Regions from separate parts of the Mus musculus genome. Here regions 1 and 2 are each linked to region 3. A link is a loop called in an ENCODE intact Hi-C map of the cell type or tissue named here. Cell type or tissue: gastrocnemius. All regions are shown on one strand. Each heading gives the region's core, and the rest is flanking DNA. Links, peaks and the distances in the headings are about the cores only.

Region 1 (8,369 bases), core at 221-8,220, 58 kb after region 3:
TGGGCTTTTATGTCATTTGAATTCTGCCTTTGGTCTGGACTCCCCCCAGGTCTGCCTGGAGCACCCCCACCCACCCACCCACAGCTACCATCAAAGATTCACCTGCAGTATGGGTCTTCTTCCGGCTCCTAGAACCCATTCTGCCCAACCCTGGGCTGGGAGACTTCGAGAACTCAATCCTGCCCCTTAGGTGCTTGGCTCCAGGGCTGTAGCTCTCTATGCTAGGATTACCTTGTCCTCACCAGGTCAGGCCTCACCCTAGATCCTATCTGACACCATATTTCAATGCACTCCCCGTTTATTCATTCAGCAAATATTTATTCCACATTGTCATCAACCAGTTCTCAATCTTCCTCTTGCTTGAGCTGTCATTCCCTTACACAGATAAATGCCTCTTCTTTCCCACACATGCAGCACATGGCTTGGCTCTTCCCTTCTGACCTCCCCTTCCCAGCCTTGTCTTACGAATGCCGTAATCAGTGCTTAGGGCTCAGTCCATCTCTCTCTGCCTAGCCTACTTCCCCAGAGATCAGTGCCAATCTCTTGGCTTTAGGATTATCTGTTTGCTGATGACTTTTAAGTCTCAAGTGGACTTTTTCAGCACAGACCTTGCCCTGAACTCCACACTGGTAGATTTTGTGCTTCCTCAACGTTTTCAATGTTAACTCTTGGTTATCCAGCCAAACCCAGTCTACCCAAACCTGATCTGTGGGGGCGGCTCCATAAACAGCGAGCCTTCTGTTGGAGACAAGTCGTGGAACAGTTTATTCACTATAATACAGCACAATGGTTTAAGGAGTAAGGATGAACTGTCTGTGCCAAGACATCCTGTGGGGCAGCTTTTATAGGGAGTTTGTTATGTGGGTGGCTTGGAGGCAAAAATGACTTAATAGGTGTTTTAATGTCATGGTACAAATGGTAGCTGGATCTTGTGGTTAGTGCTTTCTGGTACAGTAGTGGTCTTGTCCAGAGGTAATAATGACCTTACTCTAAGGTCATATATCTCAGCGTAGCCATTGGCCAAAGCTGAGTCCACATTTTCCAATTGCTCAGTCCAAAGGCTTGTCCTTGTCTCTCAACACCTCAAACTTAGTCCAAGCTGGGGTCACTGAAGTGGCCTCAAGCAAGTCTGGTTGTTTCTGCCCCCACTTCCCACCAGCTGAAGAGTGTAGTAGGCTCTGGCTGCCCTCCCAGTTCTTACCCACCTTCTTCTGACATATCAGCTGTAGACTGGTGGCCTTGACCCATCTTTGTTCCTCTGTCTATCGTGGGTCATCCCTGATTCCTTGTTCCCATGAGCCTGGCTCCTGTTCCCACTGTATCCAGCCTTCTGGTGATATCATCTGAAAAGAGACACAGCAACTCTTCTGTCCCTGCTTGTCCCACCTCTTTTGTCTGCTCTCTGTCCCTGTAGGCCTAACATTTTTGTTTCCATACTTAGCAAGTTGCGGGCAAAGAAAACCAAGTTTAAATCCCAGCCTTTGGCTAGTACCTTTTGGGCCCAAGGGCCTCCTTAAAGCCCAGAGGCCTAGGGCTAGGATGCTGAGGGGGTGGGGCATTTCTTTTGTGTTAGGTCCTTACATTCCTATTCCCTTTAATTTTCACAGGAGCTGTGAATAGTTAGTTACTCCTTCCTGTAGGAGAGAGGAAGAGAATTCATGTGATCCCAGATGCACAGCAGGTCCCATCTGGCCCCACACTCCTGTATCTTCTACATTATCGGTCCTTGGAGATCACCGCCTTCCTTCTCATCCATCCACTTACAAGAACGAGGTGAGAAGTGTCTTCTCCAAGGCCGCACAGCATGACCCAAAGATTTCCCAGGCCTTCAGGCTCGGCTGGCCCTCAGTAGACCCAGAGGCAGGAGGAGCACAGCCCCTCGAAGCTGATCCTTTTATCACATGGCTCAAGTCCTGGAATCCAGGCTGAGACCTGCAGCTCTCAACATGGCAAGCAATAGCATCTCCCTTCCTGGGGAGGGGAAGGCAGCTGTGGCGGTTGTGGCGGGCGGAGAGAAATTTCCTCTTTCTGTAGATTGGATCAGTCACTCTCAGAATTGATGGCAACGGCTTCATCACGAAGATCTAATGCTTTAATTATGTTGTGACATGACCTGACATGGGGGTGGCATTTGATGGATTCTCTGGTGTCATCAGCATGGCCCTGACATAGGAAAGTGGCAGGAGGCAGAGGGAGGAGGGAGAAGAAGGGCTCTTGGAGGGAAATGGGTCTTCCCAGGGACCCCTCCTTCTTTTCCAGCTCTCTGTCTTCCCAGGGAAGTTCATGCAGTATGGAAGAGGGGTCCAGGAGAGGAGGGGCAGCTGCTACGGCAGAAAGTAAATGTGCACTTCCACGATGACTGTGCATATGTGCACAAATGTGTACAAGAACCTGGATATATGGAAGTGTGTCCAAGCAGGTGACAAGATTCAGACCCAGAGATGACAGCGAGAACTGCATGGCTGTCTGCCTTCAAGGAGGGAAAGGGAGGTAGGTAAGGGTATGACGGAGCACCTAGCTGGTCAGCATGTCCTGGGGCTGTCTAGCAGATGCAGTCACACAGTCTAGAGGACAAAGCTGAAACCAACACAGAATGTCCAGGGAGGCAGGCTTTACTTAGCAGAGCAAAGGGTGCCCTGCCAAAGCATGAGGAACTCTGAGAGGCCATAAGCATTCTGTCCCAAGAGAGGATGCTGGCATTTCTGTAGAGAACTTTCTTCTTTCTGGTTCCCTGACCAGTTATATCAGAAGCTAGGACCCGAACTATCCATGGTGAGTAGGTTGTTCTCCCCTTCTCTCTCCGTCACTACATAGTTGCCCGCTCAGAGTCCTGGGGTGCCCTGGACGTGGCAGGAAAGAGAAGAAATCTGCTTCCATTAGCCTAAGCTCTTCGCCTTGATTCTGCACGCACATCCCCTCCTCTCCTTGCTCTCCCCATTCTGTCCTCTTCCTTTCAGATTAAGCTCTTCCTTGCAGGCCTGTAGGCTATAGAGGGCAGGACTCCTGGGCTAGCTGAGTAACTGCAGGCTTGATGGGGGAGGAAGCAGAGATACCTGTTGGCACCCACCCACACATCCTCAGGCCAGGAGCTGGGTCAGTCCTTTCTCAGACTGTATCTTAAGTATCCCCATGACCACCTGTAACCAGGCTGTTATCTCCATTTTGCAGCCGAAGACAGTGAGGCTCAGTGACGCAAAGCTTCAAGCCCAAGGCTACATGTCAGGAAAGGAGGGAATTAGATTTGACTTAGCAAAGGTTTGTGCGGACGGAAGCTCCAGACCCAGACAGGGATGCCAGACACACCGTGTACCCAGAGCCATCTCTGATTGTGTCCACCCTCGTTTTGCCAGTGGGGCTTGTCTCTGCAGCTCTTGGTAGAGGAAGAGTACCAGAAAAGATATTCAGAGAGAGGGGTCTGGCCTGCTGCCTCCATCCTTAATGAAAGTTATATGGGGTTTAGGTCTAATAAATAAGTGGCTCGGGGAATGGAGAGAAAGCTTAGGTATTAAGAGCACTTACTACTCTTTACAGGACCTGGGTTCAGCTCCTAGCACCCAAAGTCAGGTGGTTCACAACTGCCTATAGCTATAGCTTCAGTTCCAGAGGATCCAATGCTTTCTGGTTTCTGCAGCCACCTGCATGTAGGTGGTGCACATAAATTCACAAAGGCACAAAGACATACACATTTTTAAAAAAATAAATAAATATGTATCTGGAGAGTCTCTGAAGCTCTATCCGAAGTGATCCCTATTCCACTCCACTCACCGCACTGCATAGAAGGGGAAATCACGGTCCACAGAGAATAGATGGGTCCATGTTAGTATTACATCTCTGGACTCTGAACTCCTGCATCAAGGCACTGCTATGGCTGTGCCCAGGGGCTGGCACTGGTAGTTACAGTGATAAAAGGCTTCTGGAGCCTTGAGATTCCTCTTGAAAGCTGAGTTAAGGGAGGGCCAGCCAGAAGAGGCTCTGAAAGCCTGGAGGGGATTTTTCACAGCCTGAAGAAATCACCACAGTATATTCTTAGTCCTAAACCCTTGTAGCCCCAGCCTCAGCAAAGGATACAGAAGGCAGATTGGCCAGACTTGCAGTAGTTCTTGGCCTGGGCTATGTCTCAGTGGTATCAAGGCAGGTGAGGGTAGGCCTGCCTGAGCTTCTCTAAAGGTTGTATGTTCCAATAAGGAACCAGAACAAAATGGGAGAATTAGAAAAAATCTCAGGGGTATGATGCAACTGTGATGAGTAGCTGGCCACACACAGAAGCTGGTGCGAATGTAAGTGGCTGGGCACCCCTTATCTTGGTTGGGGTGGTCAGGCTTCCAGTTCTCTCAACAGTGAGGACATGAGAGTCTGCACAGTTGAGGGATGTATAACAAGAGCTGGCACAAAGAGAGGCATCTGTTTCCCAAGCAGAGTCCGTGTCTAGATGCAACCAAGGACAAATATGACTGTGGCGTACTCCTCTGGGCAGTTACCACCCAGGGCTCTGTTGTGATTAACTATAACTAATGTAACCATGTCTGGACAAACCTGGCTCAGTTTGTATGACCATGGGTATAGATGGTCTGACATGGGCTTTAGAGTTAGGTTGTTAATGACTTTCGTGGCAGGTATGGCCATGGTCCTAAGCATAACTCCTTGTCCCAATGTGGTACATTTGCGTTGAATTGCGTGGTCCCTTTTAAATCGATCGCTGGGACTCTGTAACAGGTTCCCCTATCACAAGGGGGCGCTGTGCATCTTCCTAAACCATTACCTTCAGCTGGTGTCCCATGGGTGGGCCAAGTATGCTTCCATCTGGCACCAAGACCCCCTAGTCCAGGCCCAGATGCTTCTACTGCTAGGTTCTTGAGAAGTTCCAGGTTTCTTTTCAGATTTTTCCTTTTCTGGAAGAACACAAATGATGAAGTTGACATCCTACCTAGTAAGAAAGTCCCATAGAAGGGGTCCAGAGAGACTCAACTGTCAAGTGGCCTCCTCTGACACATGGAGAAAATGAAGATCAGATGGAAAATAACCTGTGCAGATCCAAGCCCAGGATCAAGCAGATTGCTCCAGATAGACGCAGTTCTCAGGTTCAAGTTCAAGTTCAAGACCCCGCAGGTCTTGAAGGGCCACCCATTTGACCATGGGTATCAGTAGCACATGGGTTTTGGGTCCTGGCTCCTTATCCAATGTGTGATTCTGAGTTGCTTCCATCCTCATCTGGGCTTTTTCCCCCCATGAGGCTGTGTGTGCTCGACAGCTGACTTAGTGCTGCTGGGTATCAAGCAGAGTCCATCGAGGAGAAGTGGTAAACTTGAGGTCAATGGTAAGGTGAGTGTGCTCCACTCCGGTCACTGCCCCACCCCCACCCAGCCTGTAGGTGCCAACACTTTACTGTTACATCTTGCAGTTCTTCCTGGACAGGTTTTCCATTTTCCAAAGTGACCTGTCTACCATACCCACGTGAGGCAGGCCTCATGCCAGAGACTGTCCATCCCAAGGAGGAGCCCACTTCAAGGTGAGAAAACTGTAGCTTGCTAGAGTTGTGACACAACAGCTCTGAGCCTTCCCTGACTGAGTGAGAGGCACTGGGCTGGACACTCACAGCGGTGAACTGGGGGTGACTAGGCCAGCCTCCAGAGTATCTCCCCAAAGAGTACAGAGACTTGCTTGGGATCTGCCAGCCTGATTTAGACAGCAATTTGCATACAATTTACCCAGAAAGCTGCACTGTGAAAAATATAATTACTTTTTTAATATTCTCACTCTGATGTGAATGCTTACCGCCCGTAATGAATTACTTGCTTAATGAAGATAAACCTGAATTGGAGATGCACTTCGGAGGGCTGCTGGGGCAGCCAGTTTGATGCCATCATTTGCAGCTGTTAATCTCTGAAATTGATGCCCTTGTTGGTGGATCATAAATTGAGGGGAAAATCTGAGCGCCAGCTCTTCCAGCTACTTTGCTGTGCAGCAGGGGCTAAGCTACCGAGTCTCTCTGAGCTTCAGTTTCTTCATCTATGGTAAGGTTATCAGTATTGGAGCAAGTTGCATCCTTAGAAATGTGGGGATGAAGCTATGACAATACCATGACCAAAAGCAACTTGGGGAGGAAAGGGTTTATTTCAGATTAGAGTTCTCAGGTCATACTGCATCGCTGAGAGAAGTCAGGTAGGGCGCTCAAGGCAGGAACCTGGAGGCAAGAAGTGATGCAGAGGCCATGGAGTGGTGCTGCTTGGTCCCTGTGGTTTGCTCAGCCTGCTTTCTTAGAGGACCACCAGGTCAGGGGTGACACTGCCCAGGGAGAGCTGGGTCCTCCCACATCAATCATCCATCAAAAAAATCCAGTACAGGCCAATCTGGTGGTGGCATTTTCTCAGTAGATGGTCCCTCTTCCCAAATGACTCCAGTTTGTGTCAAGGTGATGTAAAACTCACCACCACAGATGTTTAGGAAGTGAGATTTAGTTGAAGGGATTGGATTCTTCAAAGGTACACCCTTGGGATTGTGTTTGCCCCCAGTCTCTTCCTCTCTGGCTCTGTTTGCTGGATGCTGTTAGATAAGAAGTCTTCTTTGCTACACACTGCCTGACCAAAGGCCCATAGCCTACAACTGGTGGACCATCGGAGCCCTCTGGAACTCTAAGCCCAAACCTGCCTCTCTCCTCTTGTTTTCCTTTTTTGTTTTTGTCACAATAAGGAACAACTGACTGACACAGTAACAATGTGCTATCAGCTTTTTATGAATCGGTAGAGACTTGATTTGATAACTGTTTTATTAAATAGCATCACACTTTTTTTTTTCATGAGTGATTTTGACTGGTAGCCTTCTTTCTTAGTGATGTCATCAGCGTTTTCACGGGAAGTATGCTCAACTTTCCTGCTGAGAAGTGGTGGCTAATTGTCTTCCCTTACTGGTTTGCTTGGCCAACAGCAAGCAAAGCTAGTTACAAGAAACTTTGTAGCTTCTTCCAGGCCTCTAGGGATTTAGACTCAACTGTGATGGAGATCTAACTACCCAGAGATCACCATGGTGCTCAGAGGAGGCCTACGGAGAAGGGAGAGGATACAGAGTCAGAACCTTTGACTGTCACATACCCCACAATTTGAGGCACACCAGCTGAGGCTGTAGAACTCCGATGGGCCTTCTCCACTGTCCAAATCCCTGACCCCAGCCTAGTGACAGACAGGAAGAGAAGTCTGCTTTAACTCACAACCTTCAGGGACAGTTCACTGTGCAAATATGAGCAGCAGCAGGTTTGTGCCGGCCTCAGAAACAGAGTGGGTGAGAGTCCTTCCTCTGTAGTTCCTGCATTTGGAGAAGATGGCTACTGTTTGGTCCTTAAGCATTTGATACAATTTAGCAGTGAAAGGACCCAGGTGGTGGGTTTCACATTATAAACTTAATTTCCATTTTTGAAGGGTAGAGAACGTTTTTGAGACATATATCTCAACTTGGCCTTGAGCTCTGAGGCTGGCCTTGAACTCCTCCTGATCCTCCAGCTTCCATCTCTAGAGTGTTGGCATTACTGGCATGAACCACCATATCTGGATAATTTCTAAAATATATATAGAAACATAAATACGTTGTTCTTTTTAAAAGCAGTTATTACATGTAGGTATGTATGTGTGTATATATACGTGTGTGTATACATGTATGTGTATGTACGTGTGTGTGCATGCATGTGTATGTATGAATGTGTGTGTGTGTGCATGTACACACATATACCATGGCTATAAAAGAAGCCAAAGGACACTTTCCATAAGTTTCTTTCCATCAGATGGGTCTTGGGGATCTAACGTTGGTTCTCAGGTCTGGGGAAAAACAAAACAAAACAAACCACCTTTGCTCATTAAATCATTTCAGCAGACTCGTATTTGCTTTTCCTTATGGAGTGATCTGTTTGGATTGGTTTAGTTTTGGTTTGTTTTTCAGAATCTCACTTTGTAGTCCAGGCTGGCCTAGAACTCATGACCCTCCTACTTCAGCCTTAGCATGCTCTTTGAAATGCCAATAAATCATCTCATTTTCATTCTGAGAACCCAATGACCTGGGAATAAAACGGAAGTCCCTCTCCAGCCTACAAAGTTCACTGTAATCTGGCACTGGCTTTTCTGGTCTCACTGATGCCTTGTTCTCGGTGTTTGCTGGATTGCCTCCTTCCTGTCACTCACATCTCAGTTCCTAGATCTGGCCCCTCCTAGGAATGTCTTCTTGACCAACATTAATGCTCTCTTGTCTGTCACTCTTTCATATCATCCATTTAAAATTTTATATCATGTATCACTTTCTGACATTATCTTTGGTTTTTTTTTTGTTTTGTTTTGTTTTGTTTTGTTTTGTTTTTGTTTTTGTTTTTGTTTTTGTCAATGTGTTTATCT
Region 2 (8,369 bases), core at 179-8,178, 260 kb after region 3:
AACGTCTGCCTTGAGTTCTGTCTCTGCAGCCCCCGGTGACTCCTCCTCTAGTTAACTCAGAAGAGAAGCCAGGATCCTCACATCCAAACACAGGCAAAGTGTGAGAGGCAAAACCCACTGGGGTGCTCACCCCAGCTTCCTTGCAAGGTCCACCATCTTTCTCTGCAAGCAAGCTATAGGACCCCCCAACAAGGGAAGTGCCCCATTCAAGAACCTTGCATGTCCATCCCACCAGGGCCTCAAGACTATAGCAGGCCCAGGCCACCATCTCCTGCCATTGCTCTCTGAGATGCACGCTCTCAACAGCCAGTCCTTCCTCTCACAAATGACTGCCAGACCCTGTCCTAACTCTGTGGGATGTGGGGTAAGGCTGGAAGCTGAAGTGATAGACTCTCAGGATGGGGGTGGAGGTAGGTTGAAGCCGGACCCTATGCTGAACGCTGCAGAGAAGAGGGGTGGATCAGAGAACTCTGGGTGTGGTGAGGAGGAATAGGGAAAAGTGAACATGCAAGTGTGTCATGTGGCTCCAAGTGGAATGGATCCCCTAGTGCAAGAGTGACTGTGACAAGTGTGCATGCCAGAGGTCATCAGAGCCATGAAGACATGCAGAGGAAGGGGTGATGAGGTCTACAGAGAACCACAAAGTGTGGACTTAGAGGCTGCGGAATATGGGCAGGAGTTTGTGTGACTGTGGCAGCTGTGGGCATCACGGATCAGTCTGGAGCCACACTGCTCTGCCATGGCTACCAAGTGGGTGGGAGTTCAGGATGTGGGGGTTCAGGATGTGGGGGTACTCCAGTCCTTAGGCAGAGGGCTCTGTGCTGGGGCTCCCCCAGGGGGGGATCCCTGCCATGGGCAGGTGGTGCCCCAGCTAACTGTCTCTTACCTTTGGTTTTAAAAGCAAAGTGACAGTGCTTGCACACATAGGGCCGGACGTCAGTGTGGGTGCGGATGTGTTTCTTCAGCATGCTGGGCTTCTTGCAGCGAATTCCACATTCCTCACAAACATATCTCCCTCGGCCGCGGCCTCGCACATATATATACTCTTCGTTTGATTTGTACCTGTGAGCAACAGGTGTCATGTAAAGGAAAAAAAAAAAAAAAGGCGAGGAGGTAGGCAGAGTCCCACCTCAGAAGACTAGCTGCATCCAGCCAGGTGTGGACACTGGAGGAAGCGATGTGTTATAGCTACAGAGCTGAAAGGGACTCAGTTGCCCTGAGGAGCCACCAAAGACTCCTGCAGCCCAGTGTCAGATAGGAGGGATGGCGTCTTCCCTTTCCACAGAGCCACAGGAGATGATTTTTCACGGCAGGAAAGGAGAAGACACGAAAGTGGCAAATTCCCCGCTGGCTGCTGGCTGCCTTCCCACAGCCAGCTGCTGCCATGGCTCTGCCACAGAGAATAGCCACTGGAGGCCACCAGAGCCACCGAGAGAGAAAAACTTACAAAGTGATAGCTGCTGCCATTCATCAAGCCCTTCACTTGAAGTAAGTCACCATCGCCTCACAAGGAAGAGCTAAACAGGTTCAGAGAGGGTGAGACACTCACCGAAGAGCACCCAGTCAGAAAGGGCTGGACCAGAACCCGCACCTTCCCACGCCATGTTGTCTGTAGGGGTGCACTGTGTGAAGGATGTCTCTGTATATTCAGTTGTTGGTTGCTGTGCCCTCAGAGGTGAGTACTGGATGGATTTGGGTACTGTTATTCTTACAGATCATCCACCTGCCTCAGAATTCTGCAAACACTCTCCCTCCCTCACCTGTTGATTGGCTTAATAAAGATCAGGTGGCCAATAGCTAGGCAGAACTTTCACACCGAGAAAGGGTGTCTGGGAGATGAAATGAGTAGTGGGGATTTGACAGCAGGGCACGGAGGGGGTCGGTAGTGTACCGGGACTGAGGGTGAGGCAAAGAACTAGGGTGGGGTGGGCTAGGATTATAGGATTAAGTTAGATGAACTAGCTGTGAGGTAGTCCAAGCTAAAGGCCTAAGCTATAATACAAATAAATCAGTCTCTGGGTCATTATTTAACGGCTGGTGGGTCCACAAAGTCTTGATGTAGTCATCTCCCCCAAGGGTCAACAAAAGAAGGTGGCCGACCAGGAAGCCACCCGGACACGTGTAAGAGGGAGGAACAGGGGCCACCATTGCCTTCCTGGGTTCAGAACGCACCAGGGGCACTGAGCTCTCTTTGGTATCCCACACTGGAGGCGTTAAGAACAGCAGGAGAAGCAGTTCTGGTAGCTGTCTACCTCAGAAGCCATGGACCACCACAAGACAGATGGGGATGTGTCTCCCCATTGCCTCAGCAAAGACTGCTTGTTGTCTGTGCTCACTGGAGGGGCAGGTGGGTCGATGGCAGAGAGACAACAGCACTGAGTCTGCTCAGACTGAGAGGTGTGACCAGGATGGGCTCGAAGAGGGGCTCTCAGATAGGAGCTCCAGGTCGCAGTAGGGGGTTTATCTCATGCCTCATGCCTACACACCCACAAGTACACACTCCTCACAACCCAGACTTATACACTCACAACTCACACAAGCAATCATACACCCCTCGTGCCCACAGTCGTACACACCCCAACACCCATAGTCACCCTAACATCTGCCAACCCTACACCCCAAACATCCATAGTCACTCTAACATCCGCCAACCCTACACCCCAAACATTCATAGTCACCTTCATGCCGTTACAGTCAGCATCATACACCTCTTACCACAGATCACAATTCACACCCTCACACCAACAACCATACACCCCAAACACCCATAGCCACCCTCACATTCACACACAGTCACAAACTGCTTGCTCTCAGTCACACCCTCACACCAACAGTCACACACTGCCCACCCTGTCAGCCTCACACTCTCATACCTACAATCACACATTCTTCAAGCACACACCTCCACTATCACACTCTCACCCTACAGTTACACTCCAAGCCTGCCTATCTATCTATCTATCTATCTATCTATCTATCTATCTATCTATCTATCTAATCTACATCTTGTGTTCAAAAGAAAGACCTGCACACAATGGGGGGTGCACTCCCAGAATACCCTATGTACAAACACAGGAAGAAGTTTGCCTTCATCCTCACGTTTTCCTTGTGCCCTTGGGGTGCAGTCTTCAAGTTGAGGCCGGCACTCTTTCTCAGTAATAAGGTTGGTTTATGCTATAGGCTCTCTGTCACCTGCCACTAACCTCCAGTTGGCTGCGGGAGGTTCTGTTTGATGGGTCCATGAGACTCACTCCCTGACCACTCTTCCGTGCTACACTGCTGCTCCTCACACAGTCCCTCAGCTGTTCTGGCCTCCACCTACATGGACTTTATCATGGCAACCGGAAGTGGGTCTAAGGCAGTCCATCTCGCTGATCTCCTCACTTCTTCCTCCACATCACAGTAAGGACAGAGAGGGTTTTTGCAGAGAGGTTGGCATCCTATGCCACCTGGTCATGTACTATAGAAGCTGGGCGCCATCTACTGGCCAGCACGTGGCTAGGCAGGGTCGGGAGGGTGGCCAGCAGGAGGAGGATTTTCAGCAAGGACAAAGGAAGAGGTGTGCTAAAAGGTATGGGAAGTTGGCAAGGAGAAGAAAGGAGACCACACAGGTCATGTGGACCATACGATCGGTCATTGGGCAGTTTAAAGACTCCAGACCTGATGGAAGATTGCATTGCAGATAAACAAAATCTCAACAAGAGGCAACTATCCACTTGCCTCTTGGGAACGGTTTAGATTGGGGAAGACTAGGGCAGGAAACACGAAGTATTCTGAGAGTAACTCTACATCCTCGGCAGCTGTCTGTATAGAGGAGGGGTCAGGATGAGGGAGAAACAGACATCTTAAGTTTCCACTGGCCTTGTTCTCGAGACCATTCACAGGCTGGGAATGAGGCAATGAGGGCACTCATTTTAACAACTGTGTGTAAGACATAGATAAGAAAGATACGCAGAAACATCTAGCACACAGCGGGGACCTATGGATGCAGAATTTTATAGGTTTGTGAAGAGTAGGGTGGCTGGGCAAGAGAATGGAAGGCTGCTCAGGGATGCTGTGGCAGATCCAGGGGAGAGGTGTGAAGGAAAAAAAATGCCCGTTTGACCTGCCACACACAGCAAGGGCAGAGCATCAAGGACCAAAGACAGGGCTGAGCTTTGAAAGCCCAGCAGAGATGGCTTAGAAAGGGGCAGGGCAGCAGAGTCACAGGTCATGGAGGGCCGGAAGATGGCCACTGAAGGCTCAGGGATTTTGAAGAGACAGCTCCAGTTGAACACAGGGCTCAACCCTATGACTTGCTTCAACTCTTTGAAGGCTGAGACCGTAACTTTATGGAACACCTTTCTGTCAGTGAGGGCTAGTCCTTCCTCTGCCTGAGGCCAGCACCCACCTTGTTTAAATCAGGCCCCTCCTACCAGTCAACCATGCTCACTGGAGCCTCCCCAGAGTCTAGCATTGTACCTGGTGCCCATCAAGAGCTCACTAAATGCTCACAGGTCAGAACAGTAGCCAGGGCTTTTATTCAAGTACGCTGGCATCAGGCTCTGCACTGATTTGCCCACCCCATGTGCCCTTACACACAAGTTTCACCTAATGCTGAGGGTGCCTCCAATATGCACAGCATGAATGAACATGCCCTTCCTCCCTTCCTTCCTCCTTCCTTCTTTCCTTCCAGATTTTAAAAAAGATTTATTTATTTATTTATTTATTTATTTATTATGTATACAGCATTCTACCTGCATGTATGCCTGCAGGCCAGAAGAGGGCACCAGATCTCATTACAGATGGTTGTGAGCCAGCATGTAGTTGCTGGGAATTGAACTCAGGACCTCTGAAAGAGCAGACAGTGCTCTTAACTTCTGAGCCATCTCTCCAGCCCAGAAGAGAAGCTCCTTCCAGTTTTTAAAATTAAATTCTAAGTTAGCATACAAAGTAATGAGCTTCAACACGACACACTTTTGTTTCATTCAATTTTGTTTCTCTAAACCCAGATACCCTGTCCCCCTGTACCTGCTCTGGCTGGTGCTTCTCAACAAACAGTTTCTCTTTCTGTTTTCTGCCTTATGTAGACTTACTATATAGCCCAAGCAAGCCTCAAACTTCCAGTCTTAACTGACTATGTTATAGGCATGTAACATAACTTTCTAATGAGAATGAATGTAAGCACAGAGTGGCGGCCAGAAGGTCTTGAGTCTCATCTCTGGATTTTACTAGAACTTGCTACCGTCGCCCCTCCATAGGACCAGTCCATCTTCAATCTTTGGGGATGCAAAGCACTTTATAGACTAAACATTATCCACCTTTCTGTCCAACCCCCAGTCCTTTTTGCCTCTGTACAGAAAGGGAAGCCAAGGCCCAAAGAGCTTAACTGACATGTCAAGACAGCCCAGTGCTGATCTTCTGAGCACCTGGCTGCCGTGCAGACTGCTGCCCACTCTTGGTGCTCAATGTAGTTTCCCAGTGACCTCGTGTGGTGGTTTGAATATGCTTGACCCAGGGAGTGGCACTATCAGGAAGTATGGCTTTGTTGGAGGAAGTGTGTCACAGTGAGTGTGGACTTTAAGACCCTCATTCTAGCTGCCTGGAAGCCAGTCTTCTCCTGTTTGCCTTCAGAACAAGATATTGAACTTTCAGCTCTTCCTACACCATGCCTGCCTGAGGGCTGCCATGTTCTGACCTTGATGATAATGGACTGAACCTCTAAATCTGTAAGTCAGCCCCAATTAAATGTTGTCCTTTATAAGAGTTGCTTTGGTCATGGTGTCTGTCCACAGCAGTAAAACCCAAACCTGGGATCTACTGTGCTGCAGACAGGGAAGAACAGAATTGTTGTCCACTCAGCCTTCCCTGAAACTGTAGCCTGAAATGAGACATCCAGGTGTTGGCAGCTGCAGAGAGTCAGGGCCGGAAAGCAGAGATGCAAGGGTAGCCTTGCTTGGAGCTGGCCACCTCTTCACTGCTGGATGCTTTCTCTCACAGGCCTGACACACAGGCTTCCCTGTGTTGTCAGGCTTGGTGTAGATGACCCATGACTCCGGGGACCCATGTATCTTCTCAAAACCCTGCTGTCCACCTGTCCCCTGCAGTCCCTACTAGCCAGAGTGTCAGCTAGTCTGGTGTTTCCATTAAAGAAAAAGACAACTCTAGGAATTTGGAATGTATTAGCTGCAGGGAATCTTAAGACCAGGTACCCTGACTGAGATTTAGAGCCAGGCAGTAGGGGTTCAGCAGAGCAGCCCCAGCAGCCCCAGCAGCCCCAGCAGCCCCAGCAGCCCCAGCAGCCCCAGCAGCCCCAGTTCTGGAGCTCCCACGTCCTGTGGGGATAGGAAGTAGCTCTTTGTCTTTTGGTCTGGGTTTGGGTGGTGTGTGTGTGTGTGTGTGTGTGTGTGTGTGTGTGCCCGAGCGCGCTTGCATGTGTTTATACACACAGCTGCCAAGCATGCCTTGGGCAACTATTTTTGAATTCCACTGTAGCTCTGAGCCTGGAGACTCCAAAGCAAAGAAAGCCTCTCAGGCAGGCCAGCCCTAGTCAGGACTTCAGTCCTCTAGTCAAAGTGGCAATGAGGCTAGCATCATGCTCAGAGCTCCTAGGCAGCTGTGAATGGAGATGTCTGACAGGGAGCCAGCTCTGACTTTGGTGCTATGGCATATGACACACTGAATCTTAGACTGATTTGAGTTCCCATCCTGCATTCGGCTGATGACACTGAACTTCTTGTCTGGACAGTCAGTGCGTTTGACCCCTTGGTTTGTAGCTCTAGACTCTCTGGAATTGTTAATAAGACCTGAAACTTTTGCTAAGTTGACAGGTGTTTGGCACAGATTACACCAGAGGAGGTGACTATCCTTCTGCAGGTTCCAGAAGAGGGGTACAGTGGGGGTGAGATGACTGAGAGGATGAGGTGACCTTAGGCTCTGCATATGAGAAAGATGCAGGTATCATAAGCCACTGTAAGGCATTGAGCTTCCTACCACAAACCCATGCTCCGCATTGCACAAGCCAGGTAGCCCTGTAGGGAGGAATTGTGACTATGAGCCTAACGGCTGCAGGCAGATAAGCTTGTCCAGACCATCAAAGCATTGTCAAGTGGATGTGCATTTTCTTACATAGCCTACATTTGTTCCTAAGACCAAATGGAGGGTGGGCTGTGCTCAAATGCTGAAGAGGTAGAGGGGGTACCTATGGGGGATGTGTGTATGGAGGACTATAAGAAATGGAAGGCAGGGCACACAGCCTCTCTGAAGGGTCAGAGAATGCTGCCATCCAGCTAAAGGTGGCATGAAATTGCTGTATTTTGCAGGTTTCCTGAGAAAAACCACAAATCCAGAAGGGGGAAAAACAACAACTAAAAATATCAGTGAACTCATATAGCTTTTACTGGGTGCCAACTGCTATTTTGAAAAGCTCACATGTTACCTCATTCAGATCACATGACAGTGGATGAGCTATGGGCCCCACCCATCCTGCTCTCACTGAGGGTACAGTTATAGAGCACCGAGTACCTGCCCAAGTTCACACTGTCAGTTAATGGATTCAGAACTTGAACCCAGGTCACTTGCCTACACAGTCAGGATCTTAAAGCCTGTGTTATTATGCCCTAAAAACAAACAAAATGAAACTGTATAAGTCAAATAACTCAAGGAGACAGAGACCCAACCTAGAGTGGTTAAGTACTTGTAGGCACATCTAACCTTTCAAGTTCATGACTTTTCTCGATACTGAGCTATGCCATTATCTTGAATAAGGGGATGGATGCCGTGACCTCTAGGTTACCCTCTGAGGCAGAGATGCTACAAAGCCTACTTTGTACTTGTCCTGTTGATGGCTCCACACACCGTTCAGGTTTAACTGTAAAACTCTTGCTTCTCCTCCAACTTTGGATGTAGAAAGGCTTTTCAACTTCCTGACTGTATTATGATCTTTTGACAACTCTGGTAACAACGTGGGTACAATCACGCCGAGCGAGAAGATATGACCGGGAATGTTCACACTGGGTATCTCGGGAACTGAGAGAAGCCTTTGCCTGTGAAGTTCAGGGCCAGTGCTCAGCGGTCAGCATGCTTGGGGAGATGCAGCCACAGTGAACTGGTTAACCCCAGGGAAGCTCAAAAAAAAAAGGAATGATGTCTGTCGGGGAGGAGCAGGTGCCAGGTGGCACTGCCTGCTGGGCTGTGTGTCTGTTAGAAATACTCAGTTGCCAACACAGACCTTGATGAAGCTTTAAATGATGGGCCTTGGGGAGGGGGCGGCTGAGCTGTGAGGCCAGCAGGGTGTTTGCCTCAGCTCTGGATACACCTCAGGTTCCTCTCTGATCAGGATCCTGAAGAATGACAACAGGTATTGATGCTTTGCCAGGTGGGGGGTGTTT
Region 3 (8,369 bases), core at 51-8,050:
ATGTATAGGGCCGGGGGAGGCTGCATTGAGGCAGTTGGGTTGCCTGGAAAGGGTGGGCCAGCTCTCTCATCCCTTCTTTCTGGGTGTGGAGGTGCTCACAGCCTGGATAGAGCAGGCAGGGAATGAGGGCACAGTCCTGCTTGGCATGTCCTCCACACTTAACTCTGTGGACTTACTTCCTTGTCTCCTAGCTGGGAGACAGATATAGTACTCTACCTCCAGGGTAGTCACGGAGGAATCAATGATACAGACTGGCAGGCAGATAGGTTCCTACAAATATTCACCTCTCCTTGTCCTGCTTTCTTTTCCTGCCCATGGAAGTGATTGCCCAGATTTTGCTAGAGACTGGTTAGACCAGGGGCTCCATGTCTCTAATCCCCAGGTTAGTAATTTACCCACTCTGTATAATCTAAAGAAAAGATCTTGTGACCAAAAAAAAGTGTATATGTGCAAGTTTCTATCTGTTCCTCCATTATTATATGGCACAGGGATGAGCATCTACCATTTAAATCTTTTCTAACATTTCACACCAAGGCTTCCCAGAAACACATCCTGTAGTCAAAGCTGCGTGATCCCACACTGTACAAAGGCCAGGGCACACCATGGGAGCGTGTGCTGGCAGAGGGTGGAGGTAACTCTATAGTTAGTGGTCTTTTTAATTTTTATCTAAGAGAGGGAAGACTGGAGCAGGGCTGAAGCTGTAATTGGTAGAGCCCTGGAGACACCCCTTTTGCTCAGGGGAGGAGATGTTTGATCGTTTTAATAATCTTGACCAGTGTTCTGGTCCCTGTCAGTGCTCAGGCAGTTACAAGATGATATCGTTTGTCTCTATGTATTGTAATAATAACAATTTTATCTGTCTTGGTGTTCTGTGAACTCCTGAATATTCCCTAGGAGGATCCCGCAGCCTGGCCATGAGTGCTGGGCCAGCAAACCCTTGGCATGGCCACCTTTTCCTCCATATTCCCACGGCATCAGCTGAGGTCTTAGGCACAATCGCACACTTCACCACATCTCAGCCCCATGGTGACTCTGGGAAGACCTTTGTCTCTGTTTTATGGAGGAGTGGCTTTTCCAATTCATGCTGTTGCACAAATGACAGAGTCTGGCCAGGTCCGTGGTGGTGCACACGTTTAGTCCTAGCTCTCCAGAGGCAGGTGGATCTCTGTTGAGTCTAAGGCCAGGCCAGTTACATAGTAAAACCCTGTCTAAAAACAAACAAACAAACAAACAAACAAACAAACAAACCAGTGTCAGGGGACATGTCAATAGAAAGTCCAGGAACACCCTAAGTCTTCCTTCTTGGTCCGGAAGTGCTGTTGCTGTTGACTGGTCTGGCACACCCTGTCCAGGCTCTGACTCGCAGCCATGTTCATCAGCACAGTTCTGTGGAGTTTGAGAGGGTGATGGTCTTGAGCTGCAGGCTTTCTAGTGACTCCCCAGTGTGCCTGAGAACAGGTGGCTCTCTTCCCTTACACCTCCGTTTCTTGCCTTCCATCCTTCCCCTCCCTTCTTTTCTTTCCTCTTCTGTTTCTCCCCAGCCCTGCCCCCAGTACAGGATGGAATTTCGAGTCTCCGACTTGCTGGGAAAATGCTACACCTTGGAGCTATGCCCCCAACCCCTCAGTTTCTTCTTCTAATGCCCTCAGAGCTCCTCACTCGGGACACCTGAGAAGAAGTACTTGGGTGGATGAGGAAGTGTGGTGTGTGGACGAATGGCTGTCTGGTAGGTGGAAATGGCTGTCTCGGGACTGTGCTGCCTTTTCTGTTTTCCCAGCTTTTCCCCCACTAGGGTTCTGGGTACCCGGAGGTCTCCTGGCCTGGTTGCCCAGCAGTAGCAGTAGCTGACATACTACACTTCCCAGTAGTGGAGTCCCATCATCTCAGCCTTATATCTTGCCATTCTGCCCTTGGGTGATGGCCAGTTTCAGCCACTGCTCCCAGCTGCTTCCTCCAGTGGCTCCATCTCTGCCTGCCCAAGTGCCTGAGGCAGGGGTCCCTCAAGACCATGCCTCGAGAGGAGCTTGAGGCACACCTTAGAAATGATCTGGTCCAGGCTGGAGAGAGAGTTCAGCCATTAAAGGCTAGACTCACAACCAAAATATAAGAAATGATATGGCTCAACTGTCTCAGGCCCAGAGAGGGGATACAATTTCTCTACAGTTACACAGCAGCTTAACCTGAGACACAAGCAGCAACAAGGTCTCCTAGTGGCTAGCTCTTCTTCCCTCATCTGGCAAGCCTAGATTTGTGTAAAGCCTGTGATTTCTGGTACATTTGATGGGTTAATTCTGTACACATTTATTGAGCAGGTTTTTGTGCTTTGTTTTGGAGGCAACAAGAAGAAGAAAGCCCTGTCTGTGTTTAGAGGACAGTTATCAAGTAGAGGTGAAAAGCAGATACTAATGACATCACATTTGTATCTAAGTAAACCTAGCAAAGTAGACAAAACACTGCCAGAAGATGGTCTGGGAGAAAGGACCTGCTAAGGAATGGGGTGGGGAGTGTCAAGATGTCTGAAGTATGAGTTCACCATGCAATCTCAGATGTCATGACCATGGAGGTATGGGTCAGAAGAACACTATCATCATGTCACCTACCAAGCAAAGAAAATTTTAGAGTAGAGCCCAAATCTCCAAGTATGTAAAGGCAATGTTGGGCAGTCATGAAGATGGACTCACGGCTGTTGTTTTTCATTTTTCATCTTGTATTATCTGTGGTCGTAGTGCTTTGAGACAGGGACTCCCAGTGGCCTGAGCTTGCCAAGTGGGCTAGGCTAGCTGGTGGCAGCTCCAGAGCTCCATCCACCTATCTCCAGCTCCCTAGATCGGGTATTACAAACACATGCCATCACACGGGCTCTTGTTTATCTTGGTTCTGGGGATAGAGCTTAGGTCATTATGGTTTCAAGATAGGTACTTTGTCTATTAAATTATCTCCCTAGCCTGATACCTGTCATTTGTGATCCAGGAGGAGCCAGTATCTTGTCCCTTTGCTAATTCACACTGCATTTGTTAACTTAGTTATATGGAAACCTACTTAGGACCTGGCACACAATAAGGGTCTTTGTGAGTACTGGCTAGTGTAGTCCCAGCTTCACAAACTGGACCTCACAGTAATAGCCCAGTTTAGGATTTAAGTTTCCACATAGCAAAGGTATCATAAACGATGAAACTTAGGGTAGAACAATGCTCTTTGGGGATCGCTTTGTCTTAAGAATGTCAAATTTTATTGACATTGTAAATCCTGGTGATCTTATGAGGAATGTGCATGTCAAACAGATGACTTCAACAGCTGCTTTGTCTGCAGCTCTGTGTGCAATAGTGGTGCAGATTTACCTTGCAGGAATTAACACAGCCCTGCCTGTAGTGAGCCAGGCTTTCACGTGGTCAGTCTCGGTGGCTTAACAAAAGGAATTAAGTAGCATGCAGGCCCAATGTATTTTTTTTAAATGAACACAAATTACCATCTATTAGGAACTAAACAGTTTGCAGAGGTTCTTTCAGATGAAGACTTTCACGTTCTTATTTTTGAAGAGAGGAAAATGTATGCCAAGATGAATAACTTGCCCATGGTGGCACATCTATGAAATAACAAAGACTGGTTTATCCTGCCAGTATCTTTGGAGGTCACAACCACATGTTTATGGTAACCTTTGAGACCATCTGACCCGGTCCTTTTTTCCTGGTGACGTTGAATACCACTGAGGGTCACTAAGATTACTCGCCAGTTCTAATGAGACAATGTGACCCTGGGTGTGGGTCTCCTGACCCTGCTTAGTGACCTCTTTGCTTCCTTATTTTAAAAGAGCCTAATACATAGACCCACTGCGCATCTCAATGCCTAGTTTGTGATAGATGCAATTGTGGGGAAAAGAGCAGTCTTGGACTTGGGCCAGAGAGATGGCTCACGGGGTAAAAGGGTAAAGGCACTTACCAATGAGCCTGGCAATCCGAGTTCAATTCCCAGAGCCCACAAGATAGCGGAGAACTGATATCTGCAAGTTGTCCTTTGGCCTCCATATTGTGTGCTGTACATAAGCACATGTGCACACACATGCCACAGACACAATAATAATAATAATAATGATAATAATAATTTTTTTAGATACTTGGACTTGTAGAAAGAGGTTCTAAAACCAAATCTTACTTCAATTGCTCACCTAGTAGCTTTAGTAACCTTAAATGAATGTTACTTCCTGGTTTCAGCTTCCATTTTCCAGATAAGGAATAAGGGCACATTGCATCTTAAGGACTGAATTAGAATGGTTGCACCAGAAGGGGCATGAATGCTGAAGACACGGGTCCCTGCCTTCTGCCCTCTGCTCTCAGGATGCACAGCAAGGCTGGCACACAGCGGGAGCTGGAGGGCAACAGGGAGCAGGCTTTGTTGACAGGCCAGACAGTGACTGTTAGGACAGCTAATGTGTCTTTGGCTCCATCTAGCTGAGTGCTCTTCTTAAGGCCATTTCAGGAGCAAGCAATTCTCCCCAGAAAGGCTGGCCTGCAGAAACAAATGATGAACAATAGGTGGCGGTAGAGACCTTTCAGGAAGAGGAGAGACCAGGAACCTGGCGAAATCTGTAGCCAGAGGTTTCACTCTTTTGCTTCTAAGAAGGGAGGGTCTCTGGGGACCGTGAGTCAGGCCATTCTGCTTCTGGGAAGGGGGAGGCACACTTTTGGCAGACGAAGTATTCACAGCCACCCTCTCAGACCTAGCTTTGTATCACACTGAGTGGAAGAAGTTAAATCATTTCCCAACGGGATATAGTTGAGAGTTGGCTCCAACCAAGGCCACTGCTTCCAAATCCCACACTCATCCCAGAGAGTTCATGCCTTCCAGCCAGTGACTCACTCTTGCAACACAGCCTCGTGCTCTCAGCAGTGGGGAGCTCTGTAGTGTTTGAGGATAATGTGCAGTCTCTCTCCGTGGTGGCTGATTTCAAGCTTTCGTAGGACATCATGGAGCTCAGAGTTGAGAAGTCAGCGGTCACTGCTCAAGAGTCTGAGTGGCTCAGCACAGGGCATCCACATGAAGAATGAGGAAGTGTGGCCTTGAACGGCTTCACCAGGCAAAGTGTAGACTTACTTTTCTTTTTCTCATTCATCCTTGAGTATGCATTTCAAATCCCCCTTTAATCCTGCAAAAGTCTTAGTCTTTGCCGCTTTAATTTTGCTTCTCTGGCAATCCCTCCGTTCCGGAACCCCTCTATAGCACTTTCCAACCTGCATCCCTGAGCTGCTAGGGCCATACAATGCTACTTGCTTCCCAGTACCTAACCTCACTTTCCTTAGCAAATAAAATCTATCCTTTAATTAGGTGCATGGCCTCTTAGAATAAAGCCACACTCTCAGTAGTTCTAGACTGAATGCAACCAGGAGCCTTGGAGAAACATCTTTAATGCAAATGAGTGTGTTGGCCCTTGGCCTGTTTCTTTCTATTTGAAAGATGTGTGAGTTGGCTGGAGTAGGGGCAGCACTGGAAGACTTTATGCAGTTGTCTTAGTCCTACACTACATAAGGCTGGACCACTCTGGAAGGAAGTTGCATCTTGGTTAAGCTATGGTTCTTTTCTATTTATCTCCATTCCAGTTTCCAAAAGCAAACTCTGAAACAAGGATTTGCATGCAAGCAGTTTACTGAAGGGATGGACCCAAGAAACACAGCTAAAAAGTCCCATGAGACAGGAAGGAAAGACTAACAAAAGATTAGGCCATGAGCAAGTTATTGCTGGATACAACTGACTCTTATCCTGACAAGACAAGGCTATGAACTGTCTTAAGGTTTTTATGGAGCTGTGACTAGACACCATGACCACAGCAACTCTTATAGAGGAAAACATTTAACTGGGGCTGGCTTACAGGTTCAGAGATATAGTCCATTATCATCATGGCAGGAAACATGGCAACGTGCAGGCATTCATGGTGCTGGAAAAGTAGCTGAGAGTTCTATAGTTGGATCAGCAGCCAGCAGGTGGACAGCGTGACCACTGGGCCTGGCTTGAGCACTTGAAACCTGAAAGCCCACCCTCAGTGACACTCTCTGACAATGCCACACCCACTCCAACAATGCCACATCTCCTAATCCTTTCAAATAATGTCAATCCCTATGAGCCTTTGGGGGCCATTTTCATTCAAACCATTAAAAGGACCCAGTGCCAGATGGAACCTAACTATCCCACCAGTTCAAAGGAAACCAAAGCATTTAGCCAAGAGCTGATGCCTTCTGCTGTTCCAGCAGCTTTTCTGGGGCTACCTGCTTTCCCCTTTATAAACTGAGCACGGCTTTGTGGTCAGAGATGCTGTCCTAAATGACTGCTTAGGTCACTCAGGGGAATGTAGGCTGTTCACTGACACTATGTACAAACCAACTTTCCCCAGAACATTATTTATTTCCTGTGTCCTATAATTTGACTCTTGCATCCTAAGTGAAATCTTCAATTCTTGCCTCCAAATACTTAATTCTGCCGTTTACCATATTCAATTGGATTTATTCTGTCTCCCGAGGTTATCTAAGTGGTATACATATATGTCCTATTTATCACTGTCAGTGTTTTCTAATGGTTTATGCTTGCTGTTTACACATCTTTAATTTATAATCTAATATTATTGCTATGAATGACTGCTATTACTGACTTTTTAGATTTAGTGCGTGCGTGTGTGTATGTGTGTGCTACATTGTACTTGTGGAGGTTAGAGAATAGTTTGTAGGAATTGATTCTCTCCTTCCACTATGTGAGCTTGGGGATCGAAGTCAGGTCATCAGGCTTGGCAGCGAGCCCCCAACACACTGCCACCGAGCCATCTCACAATCCCTATTCTTGGCTTTATTTTGAAGTTGTTTTCATATAACCCCATGACTTGCTTTTTGTCGGCAATGGAGTCATTCCTAAGACAGTGTTTTATTTCCCCCTTTGTTCTGGAACTTTCTTTTGCAGCTTTTCTGAGGTGGGATTAATGTCTTGTGGACTTCGGGTCCTTTTACACTATTTTGTGTCTATTCCAGTCTCTTCCAGAATCAGGTTTTAACCAGACAACTTTTGGGCAGAGAGTGAGGACTTTACACACCAGCTCCTGAACAGGGGTGAGCTTTGCACAGCTTTATGTGTGGCTGATGTAGCCTCACTGGCCCTAAGGGAGCAGAGGCCAGAGGGTCCCCTGCTACTAGGATTGTACCCTGGCTGTGTTCACTCCCTGTCTTTCTGGTCCACAGAGACGTTTGTCCTGTCTCTGAGCAGGGTGCTTCCTTCTCTCAGTCTGTCTTTCACACTGCTGCTCTAAGTTTGGTTCTGGGAGCAGAGATTGCAAACATGAATTTGCAATCCCATCTTGACCAGAAGTTTATGGACCCCTTAATCTGTAGAGGGAAGATGCCTGTGGCCAAGGGCAGGATTGTCCCAGGAACTGACATGCAGATTCAGGGAACAAAGGGTCCTTCTCCTCTCCCTATAAATCTCTGTTCTAGTACCTGAGAAGACAGGTCTGCAATGCATTTGAGCCTCCAGACTCCCAGGCTTGCTTTTCAATGTATCCCCGCTCTTCACCATGCTCCTACCTAGGGTCCTTACTTGCACTTCACCTCAAGGTCTCCCCTCGCTGGAGCTTTAGGTGGCCAGTTGCATTTTAAGAAGGGACTCTAGAGTAGGTTTCCATCTTTCAAATGTGCAGGAATGAAATGTAAGCGGCAGGCTGACAGAATGTGTGTGGGGTTGGTTGGCTGGGTTGGTTGGCTGGGTCAAAGCCATCACACCTGGCTGACTGGGAGAGCCTCCTGACAACAGGAGCTGTCCAACATGGGGTGGGCTGCTGTCACCAGGGGAACTCAAGCGGTGGACAGCTGACCTTCCTCGGAGCCTGGGGCTGGGAGAGGGAGGCTTGAAGCAAGAGTGAGGAGCAAAGGAAACAGCTCTATGGAGGCATGTGGTGCAGCGGGACAGGCCATCATGGATGCCACTGATGTTCCCAGAAGCCATGCAGCCCCAGGGCTGGCCGTGTTCCCCATGCTGATGGATTTCCAGAAGCAAGGCCTGAGAACTCCGGTACAGACTTCCCGTTGGGGAGACTTTTCATCTGTGAATAAGAGGGTTGCCCTCGAGCTTGGAGGTTCACAGAGTCTCTCCTATTGGAACTTGGAGATCAGGCACTGAAGGGTTTCCCCACTGCCAGTGTCCTCAGCCTCCCATCTTTGTGGACAGTCTTCACAGGTGGCTCTCCTGCCAGTATTTGTGTACTTCTAAACAATAATCAGAAATATGTTTCTGGACTACTAGACAGCATTTAGGGAATTTTCCTAAGGGCACTTCAGATGTAGCTATCCTGCTTAGCCCCAGCAGGTATATAAACACAGGGGCCAGAGATCAGATCCCAACAT

What was found. A loop is a pair of places that touch in the nucleus more often than their neighbours do. Peaks named below come from ENCODE experiments on the same cell type or tissue, not always from the same donor. Only the 100,000 strongest peaks of a DNase experiment are listed, where the experiment ranks them.
Region 1: it touches region 3 in a loop (2.2-fold over the local background); 4 of 42 quality-filtered maps call a loop at or near these places.
Region 2: a loop joins it to region 3, with 4 times the contacts of the local background. A loop is called at or near these places in 11 of 42 quality-filtered maps.

The regions. Positions count from the first base shown.
Region 1 is chr4:120,319,791-120,328,159 of GRCm38, reverse strand. Gm36574 (a long non-coding RNA gene) reads left to right here. Exons shown (of 9, transcript XR_868086.1): 7 at 1,608-5,506. Among named protein-coding and RNA genes, the nearest start is that of Gm36499, 11 kb to the right of the region's middle. In gastrocnemius, for the core only: a CTCF peak has its summit at 4,729 (motif pointing right); a DNase peak (open chromatin) is centred at 4,753.
Region 2 is chr4:120,115,565-120,123,933 of GRCm38, reverse strand. Hivep3 (human immunodeficiency virus type I enhancer binding protein 3) reads right to left here. Exons shown (of 9, transcript NM_010657.3): 6 at 887-1,062. Among named protein-coding and RNA genes, the nearest start is that of Edn2, 41 kb to the left of the region's middle. In gastrocnemius, for the core only: no CTCF peak of the experiment used is centred there; DNase peaks (open chromatin) are centred at 1,363 and 3,484.
Region 3 is chr4:120,377,359-120,385,727 of GRCm38, reverse strand. All of the region lies in intron 3 of Gm36574 (a long non-coding RNA gene), which reads left to right. Among named protein-coding and RNA genes, the nearest start is that of Gm36574, 16 kb to the left of the region's middle. In gastrocnemius, for the core only: a CTCF peak has its summit at 4,519 (motif pointing right); a DNase peak (open chromatin) is centred at 4,495; H3K4me3 peaks cover 455 bases; H3K27ac peaks cover 746 bases.